2 separate regions of the Homo sapiens genome follow, and region 2 is linked to region 1. A link is an interaction called in ENCODE POLR2A ChIA-PET data of the cell type or tissue named here. Cell type or tissue: OCI-LY7. All regions are shown on one strand. Links, peaks and the distances in the headings refer to the core of each region. The heading gives the core; the rest is flanking DNA.

Region 1 (5,365 bases), core at 5-5,004:
GCGGATGCTGCCCCGACCTCACTGCTGCTCCGCGGTGGGCCTCACCATGCACTGTTTGATCAGGAAAGGGGGTGGCCGGGGGAGCCGGAGCCCCTCCCTCAGCCCTGGGATGCCCTGGCTGTGGGCAAGGCCTCCACCCTGCAGTGGGCTGCATTCGTCAGACTTGACAGTGGCAGTTCAAAGGGTGTGAAATTGTGTCTTTGCTTTGAGTCCACACGGAGCGTCTGCTGGCTTTTGTGTTTCTTCCTTGAGTTGCTTCCGTGCTGCGACTTCTGTCACCTTTAACTTCTGTGGGGCAAACTGTCCAAACGGAGCTTCTGGGATGTAGACTGTTCTGGGTCTGTGCTGCCAGTGTGGTGCCCAGCAGTATGTGTGGCTGTGGAGCACTTGATGTGCAGCATGAGCAAGCCCGGTGTCGGGCTCCGGGGGACACACGGGAGGGCAGGGAGGAGACGCAGGGGCAGCACCGCGTGGCTTGTTGCACGGTGGAACCAGTGGAGGGGAACTCGGGGCATCTGGGCTCAGCGGCCAGGAGCCCTCACTCTGGAGCAGGGTCCCTGGGCCTGCTGGAGGCCACAGGGTGTCCAGGCAGGGTGGCAGCGGGCTGTGTGCCAGTTTGAGTTCCCTGCAAAGCGGACCCCAACACAGAATTTGCTGCACAAGAGGCTATGGGGGAAATGCCAGAGAAGGGCAAGGGCCCGGCTGGAACAGGCAGCCAGGACCTTCCCACGAGCAGGCCTTGCACCAGAGAGAACCCAGGAAGGGCTGGGGTGGGTAGCCCCACCAGGCATTCGTGTATCACCTGAGAGCCAACCCCTGCCTCTGCGCGTGGGTGTGACGAGGACCCAGCTGTTAGTGGGCAGTGGTCACAGGAGGCTGGCCTTGAGAGCCCAGCCCTGAGATGTGAGGCCACCAGGGGAGACGCGAGGGGCACGTGCCCTACCGACCTTGCTGCTGAGAGAATTGAGGAGAGGTCTGCCCGGTCCAGGGCCCTGCCGCCCTGAGGAGCACCAGTCCCTGTCAGTGCCACCAATTCTTGTATGTCTTCCGGAGGCCTGACTGAGAGACGGGTGTGGGCGGGAGAGCATGTGAGCACGCCAGTGGGCTGGCGGGGTTCACCAGGGCGCAGCGTGTGGTCTCATGAACCTAGTGAGGTTTGAGTTTTCTTTGTGCATAGCAGGAAACACCTTTGAGGGTTATAGCTGCGAGCGAGGTAGCTTGGCTCACTAACGTGCTTGTCCCACGTGGTTTCTCTGTAGGAGAGCCTGCCACGCTTCCAGGCGGAGTTAGAAGAAAGCCACAGGCACCAGCTGGAAGCGCTGGAGTCTCCCCTCTGCATCCAGCACGAGGGGCATGTCTCAGACAGATGCTGCGTAGAGACTTCAGCATTGGGACACGAGTGGCGTCTGGAACCCTCTGAAGGGCACAGCCAAGGTGGGCCCCTCCCGCCTCGCCATGGTGTCGGCAGGTCCCGGGTCTGGGGGACGTTCTCGGGGAGCCTGGGTGCCTGGGTTCGATCCAAGTCCTCCGTGAAGCAGCTGAGTGCTCCGACCTCTTCTTCTGGGGCTGACACCTCAACAGAGTGTGTCCTGATGAGGGTTTGGCGTTAGAGGCGGGGTCACTGGCTGGGCAGGAGTGCGTGTCCTGGGCCAGCGCCCCAGCAGGGCAGGTCTGACCTGGGCAGCCACCCTGGGGGTCATGGGGATTGCTGGATGGACATGGTGACCATTCACCTCTGGAGGGAGAATGTGTGTCCACTGGGCCCAGGGGAGGCTTTTCCAGGATCCTGCTCTGCTCCCAGCAGGCCCAGGTACCCCAGCTCGCCTAGTCAGACTAAGGTTGTGGGATGTCCAGGCAGGGCACGGGGCACAGGGCTGTGGGGTCAGAAGGTGACGGAGAGGAAACTGCAGTCATCCCAGAGTCGCGGTCCCATGGCGCCGGACAGTGGCCACTGACGGGTTCCAGGAGGGGCAGGCGGCCCTGGCCACTGGCGTGGACTGTGCTGATGGTGGGGCTGCCGTCCATGGTGGGGGTGAGGGGCTGAGGCCGCGGGTCCTGCTGGGAGGTGTGTGGTCTGACTCCATTCTGGGCTGTGGCCAAGTTGAGAGAAGCCTGGGCCTGCCTGGGCCTCCTTCAAGCTGGGGGTGGTGCAGCGGCGCCTGCATCTGGTCCTCACTCCTGCCTGCCCTGCACCACAATTGTCCCCACAGCCACCCCTTGATGCCCATGGTCGTTGGCACCACTGGTGCCTGGCCAGCACCTAGTCCCTTCTGCTTTTTTCCTCTTCTGCAGAAGAAGAGATGGGCCAGTGGGGGTAGCGTGCCTGGGCACAGAACAGCAGGGGGAGGTGCTGGGACAGGAACCCTGGCAGGCCCCTGAGCTCAGGCCCTGTCCTTGTGGCTGCCTCATAGACCCTGGGTGACACATGTGTGCCCACATCTGGTCACAGGCATGAGGCTCACTCAGGAACTCATGGAGGGTCACATGTCACACCTGACCTGAAGGAGTAGCCTGGGCGGGTCGTGTGGCTGTCGTGTGGGCCCAGGACATCCCTGTGACTCGGGACGGCACTGTGCTGGGGCAGCATGGAGGTGTCCCGAAAGGGAGGGGAGACTTGAGAGAGCCATGCCTGCTTTCATCACTGAGTCAGCACAGAGCTTGAAAATCCACAGTGTCTGCTGTCAGAAGCATTTATAGGTTGCCGTTCTGCCTGTGCGGACTGTGGGCTCCATCGAGGGCCGGCACCGGCCTGACTGTCTTCCCTGCTCCTTTTCCACACAGAGCTTCCCTGGGTGCATCTCCAGGGTGTGCAGGACGGGGACTTGGAGGCCGACACAGAGCGGGCAGCCAGAGTCTTGGGTCTGGAAACTGAGCACAAGGTGCAACTTTCGCTTCTTCAGACTGAGCTCAAAGAAGAAATTGAACTCCTAAAAATAGAAAATAGAAATTTGTATGGGAAGTTGCAGCATGAAACTCGTCTGAAGGACGATTTGGAGAAGGTGAGTCGTGACTCCACAGCCCAGCGCCTCCCGCCCGAGTCCTTGCTCTCTTCCACCTGGAAGGCTTGTGTCCTTGTGTATGGAGGGGCATCCTGGGGACAGCCCAGTGCTGTACATGGCACATTTGTAAGGGCGACAGTCCCGTAAATTCTTGAAACTATTCCTGGCAATGCCAGTAGTGGGTGGCGGTTGGATAGAATCTTGTCAGGGTCAGCACCGGGGCGAAAGTGAAGTTCTGAGTGAAGATTTCTTTTTGTTTTGTTTTGTTTTGAGACAGTCTCATTCTGTTGCCCAGGCTGGAGTGCAGTGGCATGGTCTCAGCTCACTGCAACCTCTGCTTCCTGATTTCAAGTGGTCCCCTGATAGCTGGGATTACAAACGTATGCCACCATGCCTGGCTAATTTTTGTATTTTTTTTGTAGAGACAGGGTTTCACCTTGTTGGCCAGGCAGGTGTCAAACGCCTGACCTCAAGTGATCTGCCTGCCTTGGCCTCCTACAGTGCTGGGATTACAGGTGTGAGCCACCACGCCCGGCCCTCTGAGTCAAGATTTCTTAGGGAAACTGTCCAGGTGTCCTAAGAGGGCTCTGGGAGGAGGCACAAGCCCGGGTGCCAAGCACGTGGCTGGCCTCTGATGCTCACCCCAAGTCTTAAATTGCGTCCGCGTTCCCCAGGCTCTTCCTGTGCTGTTTTGCACCTGTGGAAGAGGCACCCTCTGACTCCCTCGCCCTTTGCGAGTGTGAGGACACTGCCATGCTGTCATAAATGATGACAAAGCAACACGACAGCAGCCTCCACATGGCCCGATGGGCTTGGTTACAGCCAGGGCAGCTCAGGGTCCATCCCATGCTGGAGCAGTGGATTTCAAGTGAGCCGACAGGGCAGCTCAGGGTCCGTCCCATGCCGGAGCAGTGGAGTTAAAGTGAACCAACAGGGCAGCTCAGGCTCCGTCCCATGCGGGAGCAGTGGAGTTCAAGTGAACCGACGGGGCAGCTCAGGGTCCATCCCGTGCCAGAGCAGTGGAGTTAAAGTGACTGAAATTGTCATGTCTTGTCATGTGTGTTCTGACTCAACCTCATGCTTGTGACAGTGTTTTCATTTCTATTTGTGTCCTGCTTCTCCCACCCCTTTGCTCCTCCCTGTGAATGTCTCCCTGAGAATGATTTTCATTCTCCATCAAGAGACAGCTTCATAGGAAGCTATGATGACCTGCAAGTCTGATCCCATGCTGTTTGTTAAATGCAGGTGTTGGTAAGGACTTCCAGCAAAATAGAGGTAAGGGTGGAGCCCTGTGGGGAGCCGGACAGGCGGTAGGTGGGCCGATGGTCATGTGCCAATGGCACCTGCAGCCACCAGTGTGTGGCCTTCTCTGGCACTGTTGGCTGAAGACAGACTTCCCAAGTGACTTTTTGTTGTTGTTGTTGTTTTGTTGTTTTGTTTTTTTTTTTTTTGAGACTGAGTCTTGCTCTGTCGCCCAGGCTGGAGCGTAGTGGCGCGATCTCAGCTCACTGCAACCTTCACCTCCTGGCTTCAAGTGATTCTCTTGCCTCAGCCTCCCTAGTAGCTGGAATTACAGGTGCACACCACCATGCCTGGCTAATTTTTTTTATTTTTTTTTATTTTTTTTGAGATGGAGTCTCGCTCTGTCACCCAGGCTGGAGCGCGGTGGCGCAATCTCAGCTCACTGCAAGCTCTGCCTCCTGGGTTCATGCCATTCTCCTGCCTCAGCCTCCCGAGTAGCTGGGAAGACAGGTGCCCGTCACCATGCCTGGCTAATTTTTTTTTTTTTTGTATCTTTAGTAGAGACGAGGTTTCACCGTGTTAGCCAGGATGGTCTCGATCTCCTGACCTCGTGATCCACCCGCCTCAGCCTCCCAAAGTGTTGGGATTACAGGTGTGAGCCACCGCACCCAACCATGCCCAGCTAATTTTTGTATTTTTAGTAGAGACAGGGTTTCACCATGTTGGCCAGGCTGGTCTCAAACTCCTGATCTCAAGTGATCTGCCCGCCTTGGCCTCCCAAAGTGTTGGGACTACAGGCGTGAGCCACCGAACCTGGCTCCAGGTGACTTTTTGATGCTCATGTCTTTATGCTTTTCACAGGCCACCATTTTACCTCCTTATATCAATTATGGGGAGAGGACTGTGGATTTCTCTCTTGTTAATTTTAATTCTTGTTTTGAGTATGTGGAAGCTCTGTTGTTACACGTGTACACATTTGTGATTGTAATGTCTTCCTAAAAATTCACCCTTTTCTGTCTTGTAGTATTCTGTCCAAAAATACACCTGTTTTTTTTTTGTTTTTTTTTTTTTTTTGAGACAGTGTCTCACTCTATCGCCAGGGTGGAGTGTAGAGGCGTGATCTT
Region 2 (5,298 bases), core at 1-5,000, 58 kb after region 1:
CTCACTATGTGAGGAGGGTCCGCTTAAGCTGCTTCTCTGGTTTCTAACCAAATGGTTTGTCTGTCGATGAGCAGTGCCTGTGTGAGATGTGGCGAGCGAGCTCTTCTTTTGGAGCTGGAGGCCCTGTAGGGAGTCGTCTTTTAAGGCTTCCACTTGTATTTGAGCAGAACCTTGGGAACTTGGTGCCTACCACCCCCACACCAGCTGGGTCTTTGTAGAGTGGCTCCCACTCTCAGATGCCCCAGTCCACCTTGCTCTGTGGGGTCGTCCTGGGTCGGGGCAGCTTTCTGCTGGGTCCTCAGCCCCGTTCCCATGTGGCCTGCTGTGGACCAAGGTGCTCGGCTGTGGATGTCACTGCCACCTCCCTCTGGCATCCCTGCTGGCTGCCGTACTGGTTCCCAGCTCCAGGCCACCTGAGGGGCAGCCCCAGCAACAGCCTCCTGCATGCTCAGCTTTCCTCTGTCTCCTCTGTCAAGGGTGATCTGCAGCCTGTCCTGGTGACGTTGAAGGATGCACCTCTCTGCAAGCAAGAAGGCGTGATGTCAGTGCTCACCGTCTGCCAGAGGCAGCTGCAGTCGGAGCTGCTCTTGGTGAAAAATGAAATGCGCCTGAGTCTGGAGGACGGCGGCAAGGTGTGGGGAGGGGGGAAGGCGCGAGGTCCCCCCGGGAGAGGCTGGACACGCGGCAGCAAGGTGTGGGGAGCGGGGAAGGCACGAGGCCCACCCGGGAGAGGCTGGACACGCGGCAGCAAGGTGTGGGGAGCGGGGAAGGCACGAGGCCCACCCGGGAGAGGCTGGACACGCGGCAGCAAGGTGTGGGGAGCGGGGAAGGCACGAGGCCCACCCGGGAGAGGCTGGACACGCAGCAGCAAGGTGTGGGGAGGGGGAAGGCGTGAGGCCCCCCTGGGAGAGGCTGGACACGCGGCAGCAAGGTGTGGGGAACGGGGAAGGCACGAGGCCCACCCGGGAGAGGCTGGACACGCGGCAGCAAGGTGTGGGGAGGGGGGAAGGCGTGAGGCCCCCCTGGGAGAGGCTGGGTGCAGAACATGTGGGTCTTGCCCTGGGCAGAGGCGGGTATTCTGCTGAGGTGAGGAGCACAGTCCGTGCCTGCAGTGACATGTTCTCTGAATCCTTTCTGTTCTGTAACGAGCTGTCCATAACTGTTGTGAAATTTCGTACGTGCTTCATTTAAGCCACTCTGTAGAAACAATCAGTTGGGTTTTTTTCTTGTAATTGATCCAAATGGATTTAACTGTGCTCGAGGGTTAGTCCTGGTTTGTCTTTTCATGGGAGGACCACATCGCCCCCGTGGGCCTCACCTCAGCTCAGGACTTTGATGGCCAGCGTCTGTTTTACTTTGAAAGGCCTCAGATTTATTCTTGTAATCTGTTCACCTCACTCCATATTGTCACTTGAAAAAAAGCTGGCACTTCTTTTCCCCGGGGAAGGAGGTTGCACCTTGACCATCTCAAATTGTAGCAGGGTGGAGATTTAGCGAGAAAAGCGGGTGCTGGTGCTTCTCCCACCCAGTGCACCAGGGGCAGGTCCCCAGTGCCCCTAGGAAACACCTGCGCAGGAGCTGCCCTCTCCTCAGGCCGCATCAGGTGCAGATGGCACCTTTATTTTTTTTCTCTCTTTTTTTTTTTTTTTGAGACAGAGTCTTGCTCTGTCGCCCAGGCTGGAGTGCAGTGGCACGATCTCAGCTCACTGCAACCTCTGCCTCCCGAGTTCAAGTGATTCTGCAGCCTCAGCCTCCCGAGTAGCTGGGACTGCAGGCATGCGCCACCACACCCAGCTGATTTTTGTATTTTTAGTAGAGACGGGGTTTCACCATGTTGGCCAGGCTGGTCTTGAACTCTTGACCTTAGGTGATCCACCCTCCTCAGCCTCCCGAAGTGCTGGGATTACAGGCGTGAGCCACCACGCCCAGCCTTAGATGGCACCTTTTGATGCACTGTCTGCACCTCGCCTCCTCCAGTCCAAGGCCCAGCGCAGCCTCCCTGGACACACAGCCACCCACCCTTCTCCTCCTTCTCCTCTGGGACACACATCTGTCCACCCTCCTCCTCCTCCTCCTCCTGGACACAGTCGCCCACCCTCCTCCTCCTGGACACACAGCCGCCCACTCTCCTCTTCCTCCTCCTTCTCGACACACAACCACCCACCCTGCTCCTCCTCCTCCTCCTCCTGGACATGCAGCCGCCCACCCTCCTCCTCCTGGACACGCAGCCGCCCACCCTGCTCCTCCTCCTCCTCCTGGACACACAGCCGCCCACTCTCCTCCTCCTGGACATGCAGCCACCCACCCTGCTCCTCCTCCTCCTCCTGGACACACAGCTGCCCACACTCCTCCTCCTGGACACACAGCTGCCCACCCTCCTCCTCCTGGACACGCAGCCGCCCACCCTCCTCCTGGACACACAGCCGCCCACTCTCCTCCTCCTGGACATGCAGCCGCCCACCCTGCTCCTCCTCCTCCTGGACACACAGACACCTACCCTCCTCCTGCTGGACACACAGCCACCCACCCTGCTCTTCCTCCTCCCCCTCCTCCCTGCTGTTTGCTAAATGTGCCCCAACTACTCCTCCAGGCTCTGAAACCCAGAGGCTCTAACACCAGAAGTGCTGGGCAGGTGTTTTATGGTCTCTAGGGTGGCACGGAAGCATGCTTGGTGCTGAAGCCTGCTGAGACCTGGGCTCACCCGAGCCCCTCGCAGCCCTCGTGAGTGTCCCGCACGTCGCTGGGACGTTTCTTGCATGAGTGCAGGTGCCGCCTGTTCCTGGGTCCACACTGCGTGCACCTCATTGGCGTTTAGAGCCTGAAAGATTCTTAATTCCACAGAAATCAGGGAAGGATGGGCCTAGGCCCGCAGTTCTGAGGAGACCCATGAACCTGGTTCGTGTGCTTGTCATGTGCTCTCGGGAAATACATCCTGTGTGGAGAGCCCTTCGCATCTCCTGCGGCAAACAGTCTTGGGGCCCTCATGACAGGAACGTTTCTTTGAATTTTTTTTTTTTTTTTTTTTTTTTTTTTTTGAGACAGAGTCTCGCTCTGTCGCCCAGGCTGGAGTGCAGTGGCGAGATCTTGAGATCTTGGCTCACTGCAACCTCCACCTCCTGGGTTCAAGCAATTCACTGCCTCAGCCTCCCGAGTAGCTAGGATTACAGGCACCCGCCACCATGCCTGGCTAATTTTTGTATTTTTAGTAGAGACAGGGTTTCACCATTTTGGCCAGGGTGGTCTCGAACTCCTGACCTCGTGATCCACCTGTCTCAGCCTCCCAAAATGCTAGGATTACAGGCGTGAGCCACTGCACCCGGCCCAATTTTTTGAATTCTTAAGAGAAAGCTCAGCCCTGCCTGCCAAATTCTTAGAAGTTACACACACAGAAACTCCAAATTCATCACATAAACCACAATTTTGTGTTTTCGGTGCTCAGATATAGAACCTTCCCATCCTTTTTCCCTTGTATGAAGCTTGTGTCCTCAATCACCGCAGAAATAGGTTATGACAGTTGCCTTTTAAGCAAGGAGATGTAAGCCTTGGTTCTGTTTCTCATAGAATTAAATAAACTTGAAATGTGCAGGGCTCATTGTGGAATCACCCGAGTGCTCCGAAACTCCCTGAAATCCACTCATTAACACCAGACAGGTGCGACTCCTGGTGAGCCAGGTATTCCACCGTGCACCTGTTCTGTTTCACCTGCAGGGTAAAGAAAAAGTACTGGAAGATTGTCAGCTGCCGAAGGTCGATCTCGTAGCTCAGGTGAAACAGCTTCAGGAAAAACTGAACCGTTTGCTGTATTCCATGACCTTCCAGAATGTGGATGCTGCCGACACCAAATCTCTGTGGCCCATGGCCTCAGCACACCTGTTGGAGAGCAGCTGGAGTGATGATTCCTGTGACGGAGAAGAGCCTGACATATCACCCCACATAGACACATGTGATGCCAATACAGCCACGGGGGGTGTAACTGATGTTATCAAAAATCAGGCCATAGACGCGTGTGATGCCAATACAACCCCAGGGGGTGTAACTGATGTTATCAAAAATTGGGATTCCTTGATACCAGATGAAATGCCAGATTCTCCCATTCAAGAAAAATCAGAATGTCAGGACATGTCTCTTTCTTCACCGACCAGCGTACTTGGTGGCTCCCGCCACCAGAGCCACACTGCAGAGGCTGGGCCCCGGAAGAGCCCGGTCGGGATGCTGGACCTGTCTTCCTGGAGCTCCCCTGAGGTCCTCAGGAAGGACTGGACCCTGGAGCCCTGGCCCAGCCTCCCCGTGACACCCCACTCAGGAGCCCTGAGCCTGTGCAGTGCCGACACATCCCTGGGGGACAGGGCGGACACCTCGCTGCCACAGACCCAGGGGCCGGGGCTGCTTTGTTCCCCAGGCGTGTCTGCAGCAGCGCTGGCACTGCAGTGGGCCGAGTCTCCGCCGGCTGACGACCACCATGTGCAGAGGACGGCTGTGGTAGGTGCCTGCTCTGCTCCCAGGCCTGCTGTTCCCGTGGGAATGTGGTCTGCCCGGCGCCACGGCAGCTGCCATTGTTTGTTCACCTCCTGACAGCACACACCTCGCAGTGCTGTGTGGGGCCAGCTCTGCAGGACTGGCATCATGGGCGCATTTAGATTATTTCAGTTGTTCAGGTATTTTTAAAATGCCTGAGATGCATTTGCCTGCCTCAGACATACCCTGGGCATGCTTCTCCACTGACGCTGACTCCAACGGGCATAGCCCAGACACGTCTTCGTGTGTGATGGGCATAGGGTTCTTTGTCCAGAATGGTTTTTTAGATTTATTTTTAGGAATGCTTCCTTTTTTTTTTTTTTTTTTTTTTTTTGTGAGATGGAGTCTCGCTCTGTCACCCAGGCTAGAGTGCAGTGACGCAATCTCGGCTCACTGCAGCCTCCGCCTCCCCAGGTTCAAGCAAATCTCCTGCCTCAGCCTCCCTAGTAGCTGGGACTACAGGCACACGCCACCACACCCGGCTAATTTTTGTAGTTTAGTAGAGACGGGGTTTTACCTTATTGGTCAGGCTGGTCTCGAACTCCTGACCTCATGATCCACCCACCTCAGCCTCCCAAAGTGCTGGGCTTACAGGCGTGAGCCACCATGCTCAGCCAGAAATGCTTCATATTTTTAACAGGTTTCACATATGCTAATTAATTTTAATTTATGAGTTAGATCGTATTATTTCTAACATAATCATTTTGGGATTTTGTGTATCTTGAGTAAGATAAAATTAAAAATCAGGTATGGTTGGGCTCATGCTTGTAGTCTCAGCACTTT

The links. ChIA-PET counts read pairs that join two places held together with the same protein. Peaks named below come from ENCODE experiments on the same cell type or tissue, not always from the same donor. Only the 100,000 strongest peaks of a DNase experiment are listed, where the experiment ranks them.
Region 2: POLR2A ChIA-PET joins it to region 1 with 30 read pairs; 6 of 35 experiments call an interaction of 5 or more read pairs at or near these places.

What each region holds. Positions count from the first base shown.
Region 1 is chr21:46,354,193-46,359,557 of GRCh38, forward strand. It overlaps PCNT (pericentrin), which reads left to right. Exons shown (of 47, transcript NM_006031.6): 12 at 1,260-1,434; 13 at 2,782-2,999. Among named protein-coding and RNA genes, the nearest start is that of PCNT, 33 kb to the left of the region's middle. RefSeq lists an enhancer at 2,631-2,710. In OCI-LY7, for the core only: a CTCF peak has its summit at 2,403; DNase peaks (open chromatin) are centred at 2,449, 2,899 and 3,479; H3K4me3 peaks cover 1,670 bases; H3K27ac peaks cover 3,118 bases.
Region 2 is chr21:46,412,361-46,417,658 of GRCh38, forward strand. PCNT (pericentrin) reads left to right here. Exons shown (of 47, transcript NM_006031.6): 29 at 477-632; 30 at 3,709-4,479. Among named protein-coding and RNA genes, the nearest start is that of DIP2A, 44 kb to the right of the region's middle. In OCI-LY7, for the core only: no CTCF peak of the experiment used is centred there; no DNase peak of the experiment used is centred there.